2 separate regions of the Homo sapiens genome follow, and region 2 is linked to region 1. Evidence: chromatin contacts called from ENCODE Hi-C data. All regions are on one chromosome and are shown on one strand. Each heading gives the region's core, a stretch centred on a gene start or an enhancer-like site at or near the end of the contact. The rest is flanking DNA. Distances are from core to core; before and after follow the strand shown. Region 1 overlaps PGGT1B (protein geranylgeranyltransferase type I subunit beta). Region 2 has its middle 26 kb from the start of FEM1C.

Region 1 (5,678 bases), core at 2,559-5,058:
ATGAGTTTGAGGAACGAAGCCACAAAGGTCTTTTCTAATGCCACAATTATTACAAGTAGACAGTTTTACTATCAGAAACCCATTTTCTGATCATATTTAAAATCTTAGTGTCAAGATAAAAGTGTGCATTAGTACAACCTTCTTAAAAAGCAGCTTGGCAAAAACAAAAACATCAAATTTAAATTGTGCACACTTTTTGCCCCAGTAATTCCTTATCTATAAATTTAAAGAAACATGCAAATGGGCAATTATACATTTTCAAGGATCTCACAGCAATATTTTTGTAGTTGTGAAAAATAAGGCACTGATTAATCAGTGCCTCATTTGCCATTAAAATGGTAAAAAGTGCAATTACTTATGCACTGACCTAATATGTTTATGCAACGTGATACTATGCAACTATTAAAGTATGGCTATTGAAAGGCATTCATAATACATTGTTGAATGAAAAAAAACCATGGAATATTTAGTACCTCAGATCTTTATGTATAGTATACATACATATATCTATTTGTATAAGTATATATTGTATTGGGATGAGTAATACTTAAATGTTCAGATATTTAAAGAATATTCTCTATTTCTATATCTCTATATACAGAGATTAAAGGTCTGAAAGATGTATGCAACAGTGGTGTTTACCTCCAGGAAGTATAGGCTGTGGGTATAGTATAGGCTGGGATGGGGAGAGAACTATCATTTTTCTTTAAATTATAAAACTAAATGACCATTTTAAAAAAAGGTTCAAAGTGAAATAAGCTATATATTTTTTAAAATTGTAAATATCTGAATAATTAAGCACCAGTAATCTCAATAGCACTTACTTAAAAGTTCATTTTCTCACTAACTTGAGATGCTGCCTTTACTGTATTCTAAATGCCACTGAGTCTATTTCTGGAATTCCTCTTCTGTTCCATTGGACTTCCTATTTATGTGCCAATACAAAACTTTTCATTTATTCAACATTACGAATGCCTTCCAATATCCATACTTTAACAGTTGCATAGTATTGAGTTACATAAATGTATCATAATGTGTCTTATTTTTCACAATTACAAAAATGTGGCTGTGAGATCCTTGAAAATGTATCATTGCCTATTTGCATGTTTCTTTATGCTAAATCTATAGATAGAGAGTATCTGGGCCAAAAAGTGTGCACACTTTAAAAAATTCTGATAGCTTCTGCCATGGAGGATTTAGAGTATGTTTTAGTGTCGGATATGGCTGGTCCCCTCTAATTCTTTTCAGTTTCCATGGTTATTCTAGTATGTTCTCTCAAATAACAATATAATTTTTATTGGAATGGCACTGAATTTATAAATGAACCTAAGTGGGGAAAGACATGTTTTGATGTTGTCTATCTAAGAATATCATGTATCTTTCCATTTGGTGGAATCTACATTTTTGCCTCTCAAGAGTTTTTTTAGTTTTCCTCATACAGATTTTAGATGTGTCTTAAATTTACACATTAAGTTTTCTTTTTACTTTTGCTATCACAAAGGTGGTCTTCTCTTCAAGTATCTTCTAACTAGTTTAGGTTTGCATATACATACATATATATATATATATATATATATATAGTCTTGTTACTCTTTTTAGTAAACATTTTTACTGAGCTATAATTATACATACAGAAAAGTGCACAAATCATATACAGCTTGATAAATATTCATAAGGTGAATGCACCTACGTAACCAGCACCTAGATCATGAAACAGAACATTACCAGCACCGCAGAGTCTCCCTTGTACCCTCTTTCAGTCCTACTGAGTTAAAGCCAGTTGAAAAATAATGTATACTATATGGTTCCACTCATATAAAATTCAAAAACAGACAAAACTAATTGATGGTAATTTTGACAGCACTTACCTTTGGGAAGAGAGGTAGTGACTGAAAGAGGGTGCTGATTTCTGACACCATACATAGATGCTGTCTGTTTTGAACTTCACCGAAATGGAATCAAAGTATGCACTTGTGTCTGGTGAAGCCTACTGATATTTTTATGTAAATTGTATTTAATAGCTACTTTACTAAGTTCTTTTATTGTTTAGTTTTTCAACAAGTTCCTTTGGGCTTTCTAGATACATATTCATATCTGCAAATAGTTTTACCTCTTCCTTTCCAATTCACGTCTTTATTTTGTCTAACTTCATTGGCTATAACTCTCAACACATTGTTAAGTAGCAGAGGAGTTAGTGGGCATGTCTTGTTCCTGACTTCAGCTGGAAAGTCTCCTTTGCTTTGAAATTTAAGATGCTGGCTTTTAGGTAGAGGTACAATGTTAATAGATTATTCATCAATTTCTACTTAGTATAGTTAACATAAGTGAGTGCTCAATTCTATCATGTCTTTTCTGCAAAGATGAAGATATTTTTTAACTCTTAATATGAATAGTAACAGATTATCTAGTATTGAACTACCCTTGCATTCTTACAATAAACCCAACTTAGTCATGATTACCTTTTGAAAGTGCTGTTGGATTGTTTGCTAATGTTATCATTAAAACTTTTTATTAATATTCATGAGATTGCTCTATATTTTCTTTTTGGTACCATCTTTGTCAGGTTTTTGAATCAATGCTATTACATTCATTTTATAAAATGAATTCAGGAGTTTTTCTTTATTTGTTTTTTTTCTTTTTTTGGCACTTTGAGGTTCAAGATTCTTTTCCTAGTCTCTGCAATTGTTTAAGCAAGAATGGGATTATTTAATCTTAAAAGGTTTGGTAGAAATCCCCTTGAAACAATCTGGGCTTGATGCTTCTTTTGGTAAGGGGTACTTTTAACTATTTGTTTCTTCTACGGTAATTGGTTTGTTGTGACTTTATCTACCTAGAGTAAATTTTGGCAATTTGCATTTTTCTCAAAATAGTTTTTGAATTTATTGTGTAAAATTGCTCAAAATAGTCAATTTAAACAAATTTCCTGTTTTACTATTTCCCCCTTGTCATTTAAATTTTTGTATTTGTGCTTCCTCCTTTTTTTCTTAAATAGGTTAGCTGGTAGTTTATCTGACTCAACTCCCCGCACTACCCATCACCAACTTGGATTTATTATTGCCTCTATTGTTTTGGTTTTCTACTAGTAATTCTTTTTTGCTTTTATTAATTCCTTCCTTCTGCTTTATTTTGCTTTTTACTCCAAGTGTTTGGTACTTGGTTAATTTTCCCCTTTTCCTACTTTTATTGATAACTGTACTAATTAATATAAATTTCCTGTCATATTTGCATTTTATTTTTTGGCAAATATTAGGTTTTTATCTGTCTTGTGGTCATGTCCTTCCGGTGTGCTTTCATTGTCTGTGAGGATGTTGATCTATTTATTCTCTTATTTCTTATACTAACTTTGACTGGAGTTGGACTGTAATCCTGGCTCACTTACTCTTTTTTTCCCCTTAACTGAAATGAGTTTTTCTGTACTTTTAGGAGGAAGGAGTGGCTCTAGGATGACTTCACAGCCTTAGAGCTCCCATTTTCACAGTGATTTAAAAGAATATATATATATATGAAAATACACATATATAATGTCTCTGTGTCTTGGCCTTTCTTCCCAATACTTATCTAGATCTTCTTTCCTTTGTCCTATTTTACCCATCCTGCCCATTTGGATTCTAATTCTAGAAGTTTGTCCTCAGTGCTGGGCTTTGTCTCATAAGCTTCAAGAGGTACACAGCGTAAAACCCAGACAGCTCTAATGCAATCAGCAGACCTTATCATATTGCTTTAACATTCATCTGCAAATGAGATTCTGTAGTCACTTCCCAGTTTCAGTGTCTGTTCTTAGATTGGCCCGCTGCACTTTGTAGTTGAGAAACTGTGGGCAGTGTTGTAGTTCTCCAATTTGCAGAGCTGTCAGAAACCAGCTGCCTTCCTTCTACTTCCTCCCACAGATACTGAAACTATGTGGTTCAGTGGTTTGTCCTCACTTAGTTGTATTTTGAAGTTCATAGAGATACCTTGTCATCTAGCGTTGTAATAGTGTCTGTGGCTATCCTAGTTGCTCTGTATTCTTATGGGGAGATTAGAAAACAACACTGTTGTCATCATTTTCCCTGAGGTTAAACTGTTAAGACCTCTTTCTGTTGTAGAAGAGAGGTTTTAATTACAAAAATAATTTTATGATCATTATAAAGAACCTATAATTTGAAATTTGCTGTATTCCAGGTACTATCCTAAGTGCTTTATCTGTATTATCTCATTTAATCCTAAACCCTGTGTGTTAGGTTTTACCCTTATTTTATCCACGGCAGAGTTAGGGTCCAAGATCATGCTGCTGAACTGGCAAATCTGGGATTTAAACCCAGGTCATCTGATTCCAGAGCACCTCCTCATTAACTGTCTCTCAAAAATGATCAGGTCCAACAGTTTTCAAATTATATACCACTGTCAGCAAGATTTCTATATGAATTTAGATTAAATATAAATAACTAAAGATCTAATAACACATATATATTATAGATCAAATCTAAAAACACTGAAATGATAAACAGGTTAAATTAGGCCATATGATCTGATTAATCTCATTTGTACACAGATGCTCAAAATAAAGCTCCTCCTCCTACCTTCTAAAAAAAAAATGCCACAAAATTAGGGGGCGGGAAGGAGACAAGTATAGAGTAGGTAACAGAGCTTTTTGAGATTTCGGACTTCGTATTTTCCCTCATTACATCGCTCCTGTTAAGGAATAAAGTGTATATGTGAAATATTGCTTATAATTTATTTAATCGATAAATGCTTTTCTTGTAAATAACTATTTAGAAAAGTTAGAAATAGTTTCTCCACAATTCACACTGGGCTGCTATTTTCTGGTCAATTCAGTTGCTGTGGAATGTGAACATTTACTAGTCCATAAAGTTTCACAAGAAAGTCTCCCACAAGTGTATCAATTAGAAGCATACTAAAATTTATAATCTTATGGTATTAAATTATCAGGAGTTAGAAAATATTTAGCCTTATGAAATACTTTTAGATTGGAATTTTTCTCTAACATTTATGAATAAAATCACTGTTACTACCTTTATTGCCTTCTAACCTTTCTTGGTGATACAGAAAAAACAATTTGGGCTTTTTATATAGTCCTAAAGCCATTATATATATGCTACTTTAACTTCCAATGTCTAAGAGATGACTTAGTTTGAGATATGGATGTCTTAATCTGCCAGGATTTAAATAGTAGCAACTGGAATAACCCATAGACGGATAACATCTGTTATTAAGCTTACTTTTTCCCCCACCATCAGAAGATTTATTTTATTTCTAATTAAAAAACATACAGTTGGCAAACTCAGGTTTAAAACTAAGCATGCCAATAATAAATCAATCATTTCTCCAAGTACACAGTGTTTCCCTTGGGAAGGACTGTTATTTCACAACATTTTTTTCCCTCTGATTTAGAAAAAAAGATAACATTTAAAGTATTACAATGCCTAAACAGTGATACCAGTAATCCAGTTTTTATACTGATACTTGTATTTCAACATTTATTATCACCAAGACTAACTTAAAGCCAACTCCTTTAGTGAAGAGATTTCTTTCCCCATTTCAGTACTAGACGCAATAGTTCTGAATGTCACTGAGCAAGTAACGGATATGAGTTATTGATAAATTAATTACTAATGAAGAGTTTTTATACTACCTCCTTTATAATTAGCTAGTTCATAGACTTAAAACAAAACAATGAA
Region 2 (5,767 bases), core at 2,648-5,147, 360 kb after region 1:
GATGAAATTTCTAGGTTATCTTTCAGAGTCCAGTTGTTCTTTTCCCATCTTTCATAACACCTCGTATATGGAATTTACTTTGTTACTATGTCCATACTCTAACTTGGATTTTGGTTTTCACTCATATAGCTCCTTGAAGGCAGGGACGATGTCTTATTTATTTTTATATCTTCAGCCTGTTGTACAATGAATGATGCATAGTATGTGCTCAATAAAATATTTTGCATGAAGCTGTAGGTGAGGGTAGGAATAGCACTATAGCGCAACAATTGGGAGCTATAAATTCTATTCCCAATATTAGAGGAATCATCACATTCCAGAAAAACATTTGATTACAAATACATTATACAGGAAGGTCTACGATGACAGGCTTAGCATTTAAACAGCTATGTATTTTCTTTTTTTTTTTAGACGGAGTTTCGCTCGTCACCCAGGCTGGAGTGCAATGGCATGATCTTGGCTCACCACAACCTCCACCTCCTGGGTTCAAGCGATTCTCCTGCCTCAGCCTCCCAAGTAGCTGGGATTACAGGCACACACCACCAAGCCCAGCTAATTTTGTATTTTTAGTAGAGACAGGGTTACTCCATGTTGGTCAGGCTGGTCTCGAACTCCCGACCTCATGTGATCCTCCCGCCTCGGCCTCCCAAAGTGCTGGGATTACTGGCGTGAGCCACCACACCTGGCCAACAGCTATATATTAAAAAAAAAAAAAGTTTTTTTTATTCTCCCCAAACTCCAAAATGAAGGGCTACTATTATATAAACCTCTTTCTTTCATTTTAAACCTTGGTGTACTTTCATTCATTAAAATTTATAGTAAGATGTCAACAAATTCTCAGTTCAAAGTAGTTCATTGTCCAAGTCTCCAGAAAAATCCATGGGTATTAAAAACTGAAATACTTTAAAAGTTCAGGAATAACATTTTAAAATTCAGCAATAAAATACTTCTTGGAATAAGAGGAAAATGCTTTCTAGAAACCTTTCAAATAAAACCAAACTTAAAAGAAATGTGCATTTCTTAAATTTGATTTCAAATTCTCGAGTTTCCTTGTGTCTGAGGGTAGGAAACATAACTCCTCAGCACAGGATTAATAGCAGCTGGCTTATAATACTCACCCTGAGAGCAAATAAATACACTGTGGGAAGCAGATACTGTTCTAGCTGAAATAGATATTTCAGTGGCAGTCAAAACAGGGCAGACATATTGATGTCCTCATCTGCTTATCATCCATATCACAATCATAGAATTAACTTTTCTTTTTGCTAATTTATAGGTGGTTAAAGCTTTCTTTGACAGTAAAATTACAATGGATGATTTCTCTTTTTTGTTACTTTGTTTTGTTTCACAACAGGTGTATAGTCATGCTACTGGCAAATAATAAAACTGTCCAATAATTTCTTTCCAACTATGCACACTTAATTTTACTATTTTGCTTCTTTAAAATAATTCTACAAGCCACTATTTTTAAAGTTATATTTTTACATATCAGTCATTCATTAATGAATCTATAATTTCAATAAGAGTTTCTTTAGGAAGAGTGGCTGTATCATAAATAAAATGAAGAAAACATCCAGCATTTGTAGGCTGCTCTGATTTGGGAAAATATTGTGTTTTTAAACTACCAATATACCTCTTATAAATGTCATTCAAACCCAACCTTGTTATGCAGCTAATTTTTTAGAATTTCATTATTTAGATATAAAATTACTGTTACTTGTAGAAAAGTTGGAAAGTACAACAAAACGGAAGGAAAAAAAAATTGTCCACAATCCAACCCTTGTAGATGGCTAATACTAACATTTTAGTTTACTGCCTTCTTGTCTTTTTTCAAAGCATAGGTAATATATACATTCAACTTTTTAAAATGAATTCAAGCCATACTAAATATATTTTTGGTTTCTTGTACTATTACTTAACATTATAGCTGGAATTTTTATGTCAATAAATATTTATTTTAAAAAGTTGAATCACTGAAATGCATTTCAAGATAAGGATTACTGTAATTTAACCAAATCTTCACCTGTGGGCATTTACATCATTTCTAATTTTTGTTATTATGCTAAAAATAATATAAGCACATGTATACAATGCTTTCTTCATATCTCTAATTTTCTGGCTTTGGAAGGGAATTATTAAAATATATATTTTTAAGGTTCTTAATATTTTTAAATTAAAAATGTTTACTATTAACTTTAGAGACATAGCCATAATACAATGTCAAAATGTTTTGCTCAAGTCATAAAGTAAAAACTGTTGGTGCACTAGTGCAAGGCCTGCTTTAAACACTTGGCACACATAACATATACAAAAGCTTGGCATTTTTGTTAAAAGCACCCAGAGATGGCACATCTGTGTTGCCCTTTGGCATAAGATGTCCCTAGATGGAAAGACACAGCAACATAAATATATCAAATCTCCAAGCTAAGCTGTAAATGGAATGCAGCCCTAATAAAAGGATTTTTATAGCAATATAAGCATATTTATATTAATATATAAAATTTATATTTCAGTCATATGCAATAGTAAACAAGCAAGCACAGAAGTAGAAAATTTTGAAAATGAAGAACAATAAGGGTAAACAAGCTTTCTCAGATACTAAAGCATATTATAAAGCTTAGGAAAAAACTCAGATAAAAGAAAAACTGATAAATTCTGCTACTTACAAATACAAAATATCTCCACGGGTAAAAAAATTACCATAAGCAAATCTAAACCCGCACTGTGAAAAATATTTGCAAAACACAGACGGGGGCTAATTTACCCAACATATAAAGAGATCCTATTCTTAGGAGCTCCTATTCATATAATAGTTATATAAAGACTAATAATCCAATAGAAACTTGGGCAAAGGGCATATACAGATATTTCACACAAAAGGGAATACCAACAGCTCTTGAACATATGAAAAGATGTTCAACTTCACATCTTAAAAAACACCAATTAAAACTTTGGTGAGACACTGTTTTTTACCTTTAGATTGGGAAAGTTTGGTGACACACTCTTCTAAGGCTCTGGGAAAACAGGCACTTTCACATAATGCTGCTGGGAATGTAAACTGATGCAACTTTTGTGGAGTATCTGTAGAAATTTCATATCCACATGCTCTTAACCCAGCAAGTTCACTTCTAGGCTTTTATCTTACTGATATATTCATTTATACATGTGCAAAATTTCACACATACATGGTTGCTTGTTACAGGGGCGCTGTAGTATCGAGAGACTGGAAACAATATAAAGGGCCATCCATCAATGGGTACTGGTTAAAATAAGTTATGATACATTGAAACAACTGAGTACTAGGCAGTCAGTAAGAACAAAATGAAGAAGCTCTTCATGCATTGGTATCGGATGACCTCTGAGATAGATGGGGATGGGTAGATTTGTATATATGTACATATGTTATTGATTGTATATGCATAAGGCATCTTGGCAGAACTCATAAGAAGCTTGTAATAGTAAATGGCTTTGAGAATGGAAACAAGGTTGCTGCATTGTACTCTTTGAATTTCGAGGCATTTGAATATATTAACTATTTTTAAAAATTAAATAGAACTGAATTAAATGTTTTAAGTTGAGTAGGCCCTTACAACCACAAGAAATAGCTTGGGTCCTAATGGGGCAGTCCAAAGAAGAATAAAGGAAATATCTCAGCAAAAGGCTAAGAAAATAACCAGGACCTATTGTTCCCCTAAGTCCTCAATTGTTAGGTAGCCTGAATTCTCTAGTCTCCATGCCAACCACGCAGCAGAGCACTAACCAGTGCCAGAATTTCTTTGGCGGTGAAAATCAGGCCTAGAGCTCTCCTCACCTCCTTCTTCTTGTTGCTGGCAACAGAGTAGCTACTATAGCACACACACAGAACTGACCAGTGAATGAATGGCTGGGAGCTTTCCAGTTCTGGGCAAATATAAAACTCAGGGAAACAAAGACAGTATTGGAGTCGCTGGGTCAGTGATTAGAGATCCTTATGTCACCCGCTTCAGAACACCAGCCCTGAGTTTTCTCTCAGCTGTGCACCAGTGACTGGATGCCTGACTGCAGCAGCCACTACGACAAGAAGGAGGCAGTATAGATGAAGCCTACCATAAGATGGAGCTCATCCTTACAGAGATCTTTTCTTTAATTTTTTTTTAAGTTAAAAGCAATAAATGTATTCTTAAGTGGTAGATGGATTGTTCTTTGGCTTTAGGCAAATGTATTAGAGGAAAGTAACACATATGGCCTTGAAGGGGAAAAATAGGGCAACTATCAAGATCTGGATCTAATTGCTTAACTAGTCTCTTAGCAGTCAGCCTTGAATAATAGGCAAGGTCAGGATGAAAGCGACTTCTAAGAATGCCTTACTCCCCCTGTCCTAAGTACTGTATCTCTATTAAATCACTTACTTTCCAGAACACCTCTGAGGTAGTCATTCCTATGATTTCTACTTTACAAATTGAAAGTATAGAAAGGTTAACTAAATTTGACCAAAGTTACCCAACAAATAAATGTACAACTAAAATTGAACCCAAATAATGGGGCTGCACAGGCTGTACTCTAATCAAAACATACGGCATTCAATATCACAGTAGTTTTACATAAAATCTAAGCATTAAACATAATTTTTGCTAGATCTATCCCACCCTGAAACTCACAAATCACAGTGTATGTAAATGTCTGCATTCGTTTCCCTTTGTTAATGTTTCCTATATTGCTGAACAACATCTTTGTTCTGAAACACAGAAAAGATGCACATGATTATATGCATACAGGAGCTAAGCAACACATTTTTCCTGAAATAAACACTAGTCCCACTTATTATGTACCCCATTTTTCCTCCTCCCTCTAAATCAAAGCAGTGTTTCATTTAACATATGTGTCATCTAGTATGAGCAAATAAACTACATAAAGCAAAACAAAACAAGAGTATTTGGCGACCCTTTAAATTATCATGCCAGACATAGTGGACTTCTTGTTCAGAGCTAAAAGACACTGACATCCTCCTCTCTCCCTAGACACAGACAGGGCTTACTAAGAGAGCATCATTTCCATTTCCAAAGGTCATGGAGTTTGTGACAAAATAGTGCTTAGTGATGCTTGTTCAAAAGCTGAAGTGAAGAAAGTACAACAAAAGAAGGGAAGCATTTTAGAATGGGCAGAGACCTTAGTTTTTAGAGCTCAGAAAAAAATCACACAGCTAGAAAATGTTAGAAATCAGCTACTGCAATACTTTGAGTCTTCTGGAGGAAAGTGAAGATTAGAAAAGTTAGCTCCACAGCAGCACAGTGGAATTAGGACGCATAGTTCCTGAGACTCTCTGTCATGAGTTGTGCATACTAGGCAAAGAAGACTAGAATTATGGCAACCTCACCATGAACTTGTTATGGTTTTCTCTTTGTACTACTGGCCTCTCCTAATTTCTCCACCATGAGAAAAGCAGACAGGTACATTGAGAAGCACAATTATGAAGCCTAAGACCCACAAGGCTTTGGAGCCAGACCACTGAATATTTCAATGACTCCATCCTCTACCAGCCTGTGATCTTGGGTATATTACATTTCCAGCATCTGTTTCTTGGCCCAGTATTGGACACTGTATGACTAACCTTGTAGGAATCTGGGGAACACTGGAGATAATGTAAGTTAAGTGCCAAACACAGTAGGTGATAAAAAATGAAACGTATTATTACAAGCATATATTTCTCTACCCATTGACAGTCTTCATCTTTTTTTAGTTCCTCAAATCATTGCACGTGTAGGAAACATCTACAGCACTTAACATGACT

The links. A loop is a pair of places that touch in the nucleus more often than their neighbours do. Pooled maps may share reads with other maps.
Region 2: a loop to region 1 is called in a map with no recorded cell type, with 8 times the contacts of the local background. The contact joins two enhancer-like sites. A Hi-C loop is called at or near these places in 7 of 37 single-sample maps with no recorded cell type and 3 of 50 pooled maps.

Annotation. Positions count from the first base shown.
Region 1 is chr5:115,205,628-115,211,305 of GRCh38, forward strand. It overlaps PGGT1B (protein geranylgeranyltransferase type I subunit beta), which reads right to left. Exons shown (of 9, transcript NM_005023.4): 9 at 1-5,678. Among named protein-coding and RNA genes, the nearest start is that of TRIM36, 39 kb to the left of the region's middle. RefSeq lists a silencer at 3,632-3,741. Within about 2 kb of position 3,809, at least 6 of the 41 ENCODE cell types and tissues checked have a DNase peak (open chromatin) inside an H3K27ac peak, as active enhancers do.
Region 2 is chr5:115,567,739-115,573,505 of GRCh38, forward strand. No RefSeq gene overlaps it. Among named protein-coding and RNA genes, the nearest start is that of FEM1C, 26 kb to the left of the region's middle. Within about 2 kb of position 3,898, at least 3 of the 41 ENCODE cell types and tissues checked have a DNase peak (open chromatin) inside an H3K27ac peak, as active enhancers do.